Linked DNA regions of Mus musculus: region 1 is linked to region 2. Evidence: chromatin loops called from intact Hi-C (ENCODE). Cell type or tissue: left cerebral cortex. All regions are shown on one strand.

Region 1 (5,000 bases), 60 kb before region 2:
AATTGTGCCTAATGTTATAAGGGAATACTAGATTGTTTATGACTCATTCTTTAATCTGAAAAGATTTAAAGTGTAGAAAGGAAAAACAAAACAAAACCTGACACCATTATTGAAATAGAATGCAAGATAAAGGAAACAAGAGTTTAAAAGACCTTAATCAGAATGGTTTTGGAATTTTAAAAAGAGAAAATGATTACTTGCCATCTGAGGTGAGCACCAGGAATATAGAAGTTGGCGATGAGGTCATTTAGAGCAGAGATGAACACAAGTGAAGGGGCAGGGAGATGGGGCGAGCAGAGCATCACTAGGAGTGAAGATGGGCAGGCCATCTAGATGAAATCAGGCTAGGAAACTGTGGAGAACCTTGCCAAGCTGTTTGTCAGGCAAAGATGGACCCTTTCTGCCCACTATGGTCATGCCCTTAGTCACAAACTGATCCGTGTCATCTATACATTAGGACTACCCAGCAGCGAGTTCGCTTGATTGGGGTCAGGAGATTCCAAAGGCCAGGAGACCCAAATCGGATGGATCTATAACTCCACTGAGGGTCTGCAGGGTACTGAGGTGTGGTACAGAGGAGGAAGAAGAAGTGCTCCTTCATGTGCACTTTGTGTGCCCCATGCCATCTTCATGAAAATGAGCCAAAGAGTTGGGTTCTCTAAACCTACAGGAAGAAAAGATTTAATGAGGAGCATGAGTAATAACTTAAGATTTCTGTTCAGCCTCAAATCCAGCAAGAAATCTGCTTGATGAACAGTCACAGTGGCCTATTTACACACCGTGGGCCAATGCTTTTCTTATCTGGGGCAGGGTTTGTCCATTATTTTTCCTAATGATGCTAATAAACGTATTGCCGTCTAAAAAAAAAAGTGTGGGTAACTCTTCATCTTCGCTGACTTAAGTCCCAGAAAAAGACGAGCGTGAATTTTAAAATGGCTTCAGTTTGGCACATCTGCTGCCAGCCAAGTATCCACAAACTAATTAAACAGGAACTGGGAACTACGAGATTCCTAGTTTTTGATACAGATGTTGCATCATAAACAGCCCTGAACTGATCTGGAGAGCATCTTATTTTTGTGAGATGTTGACTAAGAAAACGCAAAAAGCAGCAAAAAAATCACACAGATGTGTCCCCAGCCATGTGACTCCCTTTAGGGGCCGGCTGGGGCCACATGGGGGAAGTTGTAAATATGACATAAAGCTGCTGAACAGTTATTCTTCCTTATTCAGAGCTCCAAGATGTTCACTGGTACCGCCTGGAGGCCCCCATTGTTTGTTTTAAGGTTAAGATCTAGGATGGTATTTTGCAGAAATGCAGTACAATATTTTCCTAAGGTTATGGGAGGATATAACTGTCATGTTTGACTCTTAAGTCATTGTGGCTGTCAGTGGCATGCTTTGTGACAAAATAAGAGCTATAGAAACATTAAAACTGAGAGCGAAACCTATCCTTGAACAAATGGGAAGCTATTCTGTTTGTGTATAAAATTATAACTTTAAGTTTATGCAGAAAATAATCTTCAGTATCTTTTATGTTAAATTTTCTGTAGATGGGCACAGTAGGTGAGATTCGATAACACCGATTGTGGTGTAAGAAACAAAGTTAAGATTTGCTCAAAGTGACAAGGGGAACTGGGAGTAATAGAGGCAGGAGAAACTGTGAACAGGATGTGTTGTATGACAGAAGAATAAATAAGTAAATAAACAGATTTTCTCCAAGTACAGCATACCTATTGAGATGCTCGTTAACTATATTATTTTGCTTAATACTTAATGAGCAAGTATTCACCATGTAATAAATACCATGACAAAGCCCAGAACATAAAGATGGCATTGCTCTAGCTTATAAAGCAGACTTACTTCTTCTCCCAATAAGTCTGCAACATTGTGGTTTCTGTGGCAAGTGGAATTATGTGATAAGTGCTCTTAAAACTTACATCCTTGAAGATGGTACCAAAAACTCTCCAGTATGTTTGCTCATGATGAGGAACAGAGGTGGGAGGGAGGGAGGGAGGAAAGGAGGAAGGGAGGGGAAGAGAGACACATAGTCAATTGTTGATTTCATGATCTACATCTTTTTTTGTCAGATATATTCTCCTACTGGTAATTATCATTTCATGAATTTTCCCTCTCAAAGTAGTGGCTAGTAGTAGTAGTTGGGAGAGAAGCATGGTGATAGATTTGGCCTGGAACCCTCATGTGGCTGTGTGTCCTGGACCAACAGTGTTGCTTCAAACACTGGGGAATCTAACACCGTATTTTCTTTGTTATTATGAGTCACCTGAAAGAATGGTGTTCATTATTCACTGAACACTTACATTTTCAGTGCTGCAGTGTTGTTGATCCTGTTCAGCACTGGAGAGGTACTAGTGCTCCAGGCATGATCCTTGAGCTCCGCCAACTTCTAAGCAGCCAGAGTACATATGCTAATGTGATTTAAATATTTCGGAACCCCCATGACTTGTAAGTATAAGAAATGGAAAACCTTCTCCAGGGAGTCTAGCGAATCCAGTTTAACTTAAAAATTTACATCAGCACCAGTAGATTTTTCTCTAGAAATACGAAAATTGCTAGTGTCTTAGCAATAGGAATAATATTTGCCTCACCAGATCTTTGTTTGGAAGGTGACCGTGATACCAACATTATCCAGGTGGATCTGGAGACCTAAATGATGAACAGAGATTTGCAGTAACTGAGATTCAGAGTCTATTTTTATAAAGGATGACAAATAACGATGCATTTACTGAAATAGCTAATGGACCAGTGAGGTGGTAGCACAGCTTTTTGCAGACACCAGCTGGCACGCTGCTAAATGAGTTGGAATGAGCGGGTGAGCACTTGTGTTTTGTAAATAAGAATCTTGGTTTCTTATGCAGTTCTACGGGGGGAGGAAAAGCACCCCCCCTCTTCTTGAAAGCTTTGATTTCAAAAAATCTCAGCGAATGAATGGGGTTCAAGGGAGCACGCGCGGTGGCCTGGCCTGGGGTTCAGTCCTGTCTCTGAGACCCAGTAGTAGTAACAGTCAGAGGAGACAGTTACCACTCTGGGCCTTGGTTTCTTGTTTGTAAGGAAAGTCCAGGACTTGATCAGCCAGAGTCACCTGCTAGCATTTGCCCACTTAGAATGGTCTAGAAATAGAAGTTTGACTTCCTAGGCTTCATTTTAATAAACTGACCCTATCTCAGGCCCATAAAAGAATTTTATTTGACTTCTCTATAGGTTTCTAACAGTCCAGGGAAAACCCAAGCATGTAACCATGGCAAATAACCTCTGACTACTATTTGTCTTGAGTCTGTGTAAACTGTATCTCGGTGTGTAGCCGCATACAAACTAGCATGCAAGCGATACTGTGCTTTTCTTATGCCCTAAGTTTCTCTTCAGTCCTCAGGAGTCACACAGAGACTCCTTCACCTTCTGCTGTACCTCCTTTTCAGTGTAATCCTGCCCCTCAGGGCTAGGCACGCATTCTTTAACTCTTTAGGCCCCAGGTGTAAGCATACTCCACTAAGGCTGGTAAGTCAACTGCCTTTGCAGTCTATTGTGCGTACACATGTACCCATATGCAAATGTGGGTCACAGACTATTCCTGTCACTCATTGTCTCTGAGTGTGGTCACCATGGGAGTGGAGTTCACAGTCACTGTAGGACAGTCATGGGGACCATGGCTGCTGATACTGGAATAACTCCTACCAAATGAGCCCTCGTGCTGATAGTATCTATAGACAATGGAATAGGTAAAAGATCACCTGTGTGAAGGCAATGAAGAGTAATTCCAAACCAGGCAAAACTGGAGGGAAATGAACACCTGGGAAGCAGAATCGCGTGTCTCGTGACTTGTATACTTCCTCTCAGGATTAATTCATTGACACCCAGCAGCCTCTCTGAAACTCTGATGGGGACCAAGAGGTGCAAGCTGCGTCAGGCAGTGTATTCATTATGATGAAAGCTGAATTGCTATTTAATAAATGAAAGAAAAAGATAAGAAGAAACTCCAAGAGGAATAATTGGTGTATAGACGTCTGAAAGAAAAGCAGGATACAGGAAAAACTCAGGATTCAGAGGGGATCTCCCAAACTTATTGTTTGTCTTCTGCCTGTACTTGACCCTGACATTGAATGACTTGTCCAAAAGGTCAACACCAAGAAGCCTTACTAAGCATCATTGTACTGAGAGGAAATTTCAGCTCCTGTCTCTTCCATGTGCCCTCAACCCTCGTCACCTGACAGAGAGACTGGGGTTTGAGCTCATCCAAGTCCATTGCCTGCTTTATAAGAAATACTCCCGAGGAGCGAATAGAGTCCAGTTTACATAGAACTTTATTCACTCCACCCAGATAGGATTCTAAATTAATAAACATGACATTGAGGAAAATTGAAACTGTGATTGGTACTCAAGAGAAAAGAGACAAATGCTGAGCTGGGCCAGGAAAGTAGTTATTTTGTTCATACTTGAGGATATAAAATAAAATGTCTGTCTGAATTAGGAAATAGAAAAGCAACCAGGAGAGCTGAGAGTGCTGATTGGTGGTAGAGTGCTTACCAACTTGTTCAGCCCAGAGTTCAGTTCTCAGCCACACACACACACACACACACACACACACACACACACACACACACACACATACACACACACACACACACACACAGAGAGAGAGAGAGAGAGAGAGAGAGAGAGAGAGAGAGAGAGAGAGAGAGAGAGAAACAGAGAGGCAGAGACAGAGAGAGACACACAGATATACAAACAGAAACTCAAATAGACACAGAGAGACACACATACAGACACATACACACACCCACACATACACACGCATGCATAGAGAGAAAGAAACACCGACAAACAGACACAGACAGAGACACAAACACTGATACATACAGACAGACATACTCACACAGAGGAACAGACATATACACAGACTCACAAACAACCAGGTAAACAGACAGACAGATACACAAAGACAGACAAGTAGACAGACACAGGAGATGAAATGATGAGTGTGTATT
Region 2 (5,000 bases):
TTCAGAGCATAAGCTCATCATGAGTAAAATCAGCCACAGTCTGTTTGTATGTGTGTAAATGAGGGATTATAGGATGGCTGTAGACTCTGAACTCTTATGGGAAAGGAACAAGAGTGCCCAGAAATGCAGGGAAGGCAAAGGGTCTCATAATACATTAATGTAGAAAGGTTGAGGGTGGGAGAGCACAAGAGATGGAAAAGGATGAGAAGAAAGTATGTGGAGAAAAAAAATTGTTTCAAAAATGCTATAATGAAGCCTAGTTTTCTGTAAACTAAGAAAAAATAATTAATTTAAACAAAATGCAACAATTTATTATAATTTACATTAATTGAGCTGCTTGTTTCTCCTGCATCACATTATTTATATTAATTCATTTAATTCTAATATGAGCTCTGAACAGTTGTAATTTCACCTCTGTTTTGTAGATTAGGGAACAAAGACACATCATAATTAAATGGTAAGTATAGAATGGCAACAGATGTATCAATTTCTTTCTCTAAAAATGATGAGTAGATGTCTTGTCATTTCCTCCTCTCCCCCATGTCTGAGGCCTAGGGTTGCTCAGGATTGTTGAGACCTTCATCTTCTAGTCTTGACACAGGATGTTTGGTTTCTAAAAGCAGTAGGTCCCCTGTTCAGCCTGTGAATCCTGCTTCTTTCCATCTGAGGCAATGGAGTGTGAAACTATAAATAGGTGAAGCTTTTGGGATAGTTTATTTTTTAATTAGGAGGCTCCTGTCAAATGTCCATAAGGAAAGTCACAGTGGGGCATCAACTGTCACTTGTCGGCAGGAAGCCTCCAGGAATATAGAGCCAGGTGGGCTTGGGCTTGGTGATCTAAGGTCCACAGTCTCAGAAGAATTTCTATAAATCCCCAAAGCTGCAGCACCACCTTTAAAGGTGATTTTTGTTGTTGAAGACTTTTAAATTCGGAGTAGTTCTATTAGGAGATCATTTGCTTAGGGAGCCAGCACATATCTGGGACTTGACATAGAACCAACTGGCTGGCTACTTGGGACACTTTTAGAACCAGAGATCAGGAAAGGCTCAGAAAATGAACTATAAGAACAGCAAAGATAATTGGATGGCTAGCCAGTCTGCATGAGTGACAGAGGGCAAGAGACAGAGGTGACAGCATGGTATGCTGTCAAGTCAGAGTGACTGTAAAGAATCATTGGCAATTAGGGAGTTTTGCTCTTGTCTTTTTACCTCTGACTCTTATTGGGCCATGTTTTTTTTTTTGCCCATATTTTGCAAGTCTCTTCCAGTGATGCTCAAAGCCTTTGGACATGAACAGCTCTGAAGCAATCATGGATGAAGGTTTGTTAGGACTCGTTACTGGGATCTCAGGCAATAAAGCTAAAGGCATGCGTCACTGTTTATTGACAGCTGTGGGTGTGTCACTACTATTGATACATTTTGAGGAAATCACAGGAGTTGCTGGGAAGAAATGAACTGCTTTGAAGGGCAATAGCAAAGAGAGGGAGAAGGGCCATGCATGCTGGCTATTATAGAACCCATAGAGTAGCAGGAGAAGAGAAAGGACACACATGCTGACTTGCTCATGGATACCACAGAGCAGAAGGAAAATGGACATGACATGTGTGCTGACTTTGTGGTAGATGCCGTGGAGCAGAAGGAGAAGATAAGGAACAAGATGGCCGACTTAGTCATAGCCGCCTATACAGTGGGACATCCCATGTCCTAGCCAGTTCCATTTAGATCACTTCAACATCAGGAGAGAAAGCATTTCCCACATTTGTTATTTAACAGGTGGGTAAAAATCGTTTCAGTACAGTTCAAATGGGTAGATCAAGACAGCCTATCTGTGTCTGCCTTGGATGCAATCAGATCCCCCAAACTAAAGCAAAGGGGTTCAAGTCTCTGCTTTTCATGTAAGTTGCCAAGAATAATAAAAGAGTGATGAAGGTTCACCTTTACAACTGAATCAAGGCTCAGCTGAGGTGGATGTCTTCAAATCAGCAAAGCTTATTAGCGACCTTTGCCCTGTGGAATATCTACACTATCCTCTAGGGTGCAAGCATGTAGGTTAAACTGCTCTGTCGCTTCTGAATTTTCACTGATGACAACTTACTTCCCAGCCCCTGCGTGGGCCAGGCATCCAACATGGCTCAAATTGTCTTTTAATTGCTGGGAACGTACTCCTTCTTTGGGCTCTGTTTGTTTGGAAACAGCTTTTGAAGATGGTAAGCCATTTCCTTGCTGTTTCAGTCTTCAAAGCTCTGCATATTCACTGTTCAAACAGGGAAAGGACTGTTTTAGAAAGTGTGTGTGTACTTTGTTTAATTAGCTGTTTGGTACCCTGTAGTCTATGCCTGCAGGCAATGGGTTGCATTCAGAAGGCATTTGGATGCTCTCTGTGGTGCTGAGTGTCTCAACTGTGGAAGAGCAGCCTACACTACGCTCTGATCTGGGTTATGGAAAAGCCTGGTGGTAGTGAGATTTTGTAGATGTGACCCATTTTTATTAATAGAGAGGAGCGATTTTCATTGTGGAAGCCTAAGATTGGATGCAAGAGTGAACAAGCAAGACCCATGCTTTCCTTGCACGGCTTCCCAATTCTTGTGGGGAAACGGGTCTGTTACCTGAGTCCTTACACTCAGTGCTTGGGATGTGCTCGAGAACTGACAGTTGCTCTAGACCTGAAACCCTCACCACAATCAGACACTCAGTTTTATTTCCCTCACATAACCATCTCAAATCAATGTATTTCTATATACTTTTAATTCATTACTTGAAAGTCTCATACATATTCACAATGAATGTCGGTCATATCCACTCCCCATTCCCTCCCCTCCAGCTCCTCCATGCTTCCCTAATTTTATGCCCCCTTTGATTTTTGTTTCTGCATTTTGCAAACCCACTGAGTATGATTAGCGCAGCTCATATACAAATGGGTGTGATGTGGAGGCAGCTATCCACAGGAGTGTGGGCAACTTAACAGTGGTCACCTCCCCAAAGAAAACTGACACTTCCTCAACAGCTGTCAACTGCCAAAGGCTCCTGACTAAAGATAAGGACTCATGAGCCTCTCCCTCATTCATGATGGAATTTTTTGCAGGTTTGGTATTGCACACATCTTGAATAGGCAAGCAAAGCTGCTGCAGGTTTATGGTTCATGAGTATAACAGCTCTGCCAGGCCTAAGCAACAGCATCTCACAGCTCCCCCTTCCACCACCTTCCTGCTCTGCCATTCCTTCAGCCTAGCCTTCCTTGAGGTTCTTGGAGCTTTGTGGGAAGAGGGTTGCATTGACATAGATGTCTCATTTAAGGGTGAGCACTCACAGTCAACTTATTCCCACCATTTGACCAATTACATTATGTGTGTACGTGAGTGTGTTTATATGTATAAAGATATATATGTATATGTTTATTGCTGTTGTTTTTTGGTTTGTAGGTTTTGCTGTTGTTATTTTAAGTAGGGTGCCTTCCCCTCCATTCCCTCTCATTTTTTAAAGCCTTGGATATCAAAGTCACTGACTTTGAAATGAGAAGTAAATCCAGATCTAGACTCTTCTGTTTATTAGTTCTATGAATTTAATGTCTTTGAACCATTGTTTTCCCATCTGCAAAATGATATTCATAAGGGGTTTTGAAGATGACATCTAACAAAAACTCCTTCATCCTTTTTAGAGAGCTTTCTTTTGATACTTCAAGTTTCATGCTGGTCAGCCTTTGACTGAAAGGGGAAGGAAGCCATTGTACTTGATGTAAAGTGTTTGTTACAGGGCTCAGATCTCAGGCAGTTTGGGCTAGGCCATCTGTAGGAGGTTCATTTTCTGGCTCTTGGGCTGTCAGCAGTTGGGAGGAAGAATGGAGTTTAGGGGAGAACAAGAGGCAGTGACGCTGAGGGGGAAGTGGCAATCACATGGAAGACCTGGGGGCTCGCTCTGTCGCAGCACCTCTCGCCTTGGTGAGCTACAGGAGAGGCTGGACTCCCCTTGCGTTCTTGTTGTACATGGTCTAAGATACAGCCTTCCTGCCCTGTGAAGATGGAAGTATCATCTAGCAGAGATGTTCTTAGTGTAGTTCCTGAAGCCATAGAGCCATGGGCAGGAATTGATGTCCAGCAGTACTAATGCAGCCTTCATTTCCTGGGCCTCTCCCTTTTCTTTACCACTGGTCCACTGAGCTTGCTGCCTACAACCTTAAATCCAGACATTCGCTCATGTCTCTAGTCTGGCCACACATACAAAAGTCCTAACCCTGACTTTTGAGGTATTGATTCCAACACATTGAGACAGGGGCACAGTTACCAATTGCATGGAACTTGGTCCCCTCCCCTCACTATGAAACAACTTGCCTTCAGAAAATGCCAACTTACTGTCTCAAGGGAGGGTCAGAATCTTTTCAGAGCTCACCAGGAAGCCGGTACTAACCTGTTACAATGGACACAGAACTTGAAGTATATATGCTGCCCCTAAGAGGACTAGATAGAATTCACAGAGATGGAAGCTGAGTGGGACATCCATTGACAGTTAGGCCAAGTACACGCGCAGAGGGGGCGAAGGTTTGTCTCAGCAGAAATCATTACGGAAGACATTTGGGAGAATGGACCGAGAAGGGGTTTGATGCAAGTATGGATTTCAGAGTGTCAGGAGTGCCGCACACACCCTTTTGAGAGCTTTAAACATTGACGCTCCAAAGAGTGTTGACTGTTCTTGGCACTGATGCGGCCACAGACCCTGTAGGCAGAGTCATTCTTTCATAAGGGAATCAGAGCACAGGCAACCCCCCCCACCCAAGGGTAGTAGTGGAGATGCCACAGTGAACGTGAGCACCCTTTGCACTGTGAAGCACTGTCTGAGTGGACTGAGCGGGGTCAGGATTGAACTGAACTCAGCTGAGCTCAAGCAGGTGCCCCCAGAGGGAGGATGTTCCTGGCCACGGGTGGGGTTAGAGAAGGCAGAGGAGTAATTCTGCTTGTCAAAGATAGCACAACTGAACACAGACCATTGGGTTATGGAAGAGAAAAGGT

What was found. Peaks named below come from ENCODE experiments on the same cell type or tissue, not always from the same donor. Only the 100,000 strongest peaks of a DNase experiment are listed, where the experiment ranks them.
Region 1: it touches region 2 in a loop (5-fold over the local background); 1 of 42 quality-filtered maps calls a loop at or near these places.

Annotation. Positions count from the first base shown.
Region 1 is chr8:23,939,653-23,944,652 of GRCm38, forward strand. All of the region lies in intron 5 of Zmat4 (zinc finger, matrin type 4), which reads left to right. Among named protein-coding and RNA genes, the nearest start is that of Gm51564, 100 kb to the right of the region's middle. In left cerebral cortex, no CTCF peak of the experiment used is centred here; a DNase peak (open chromatin) is centred at 2,790.
Region 2 is chr8:23,999,557-24,004,556 of GRCm38, forward strand. All of the region lies in intron 5 of Zmat4 (zinc finger, matrin type 4), which reads left to right. Among named protein-coding and RNA genes, the nearest start is that of Gm51564, 43 kb to the right of the region's middle. In left cerebral cortex, no CTCF peak of the experiment used is centred here; DNase peaks (open chromatin) are centred at 2,300 and 3,042.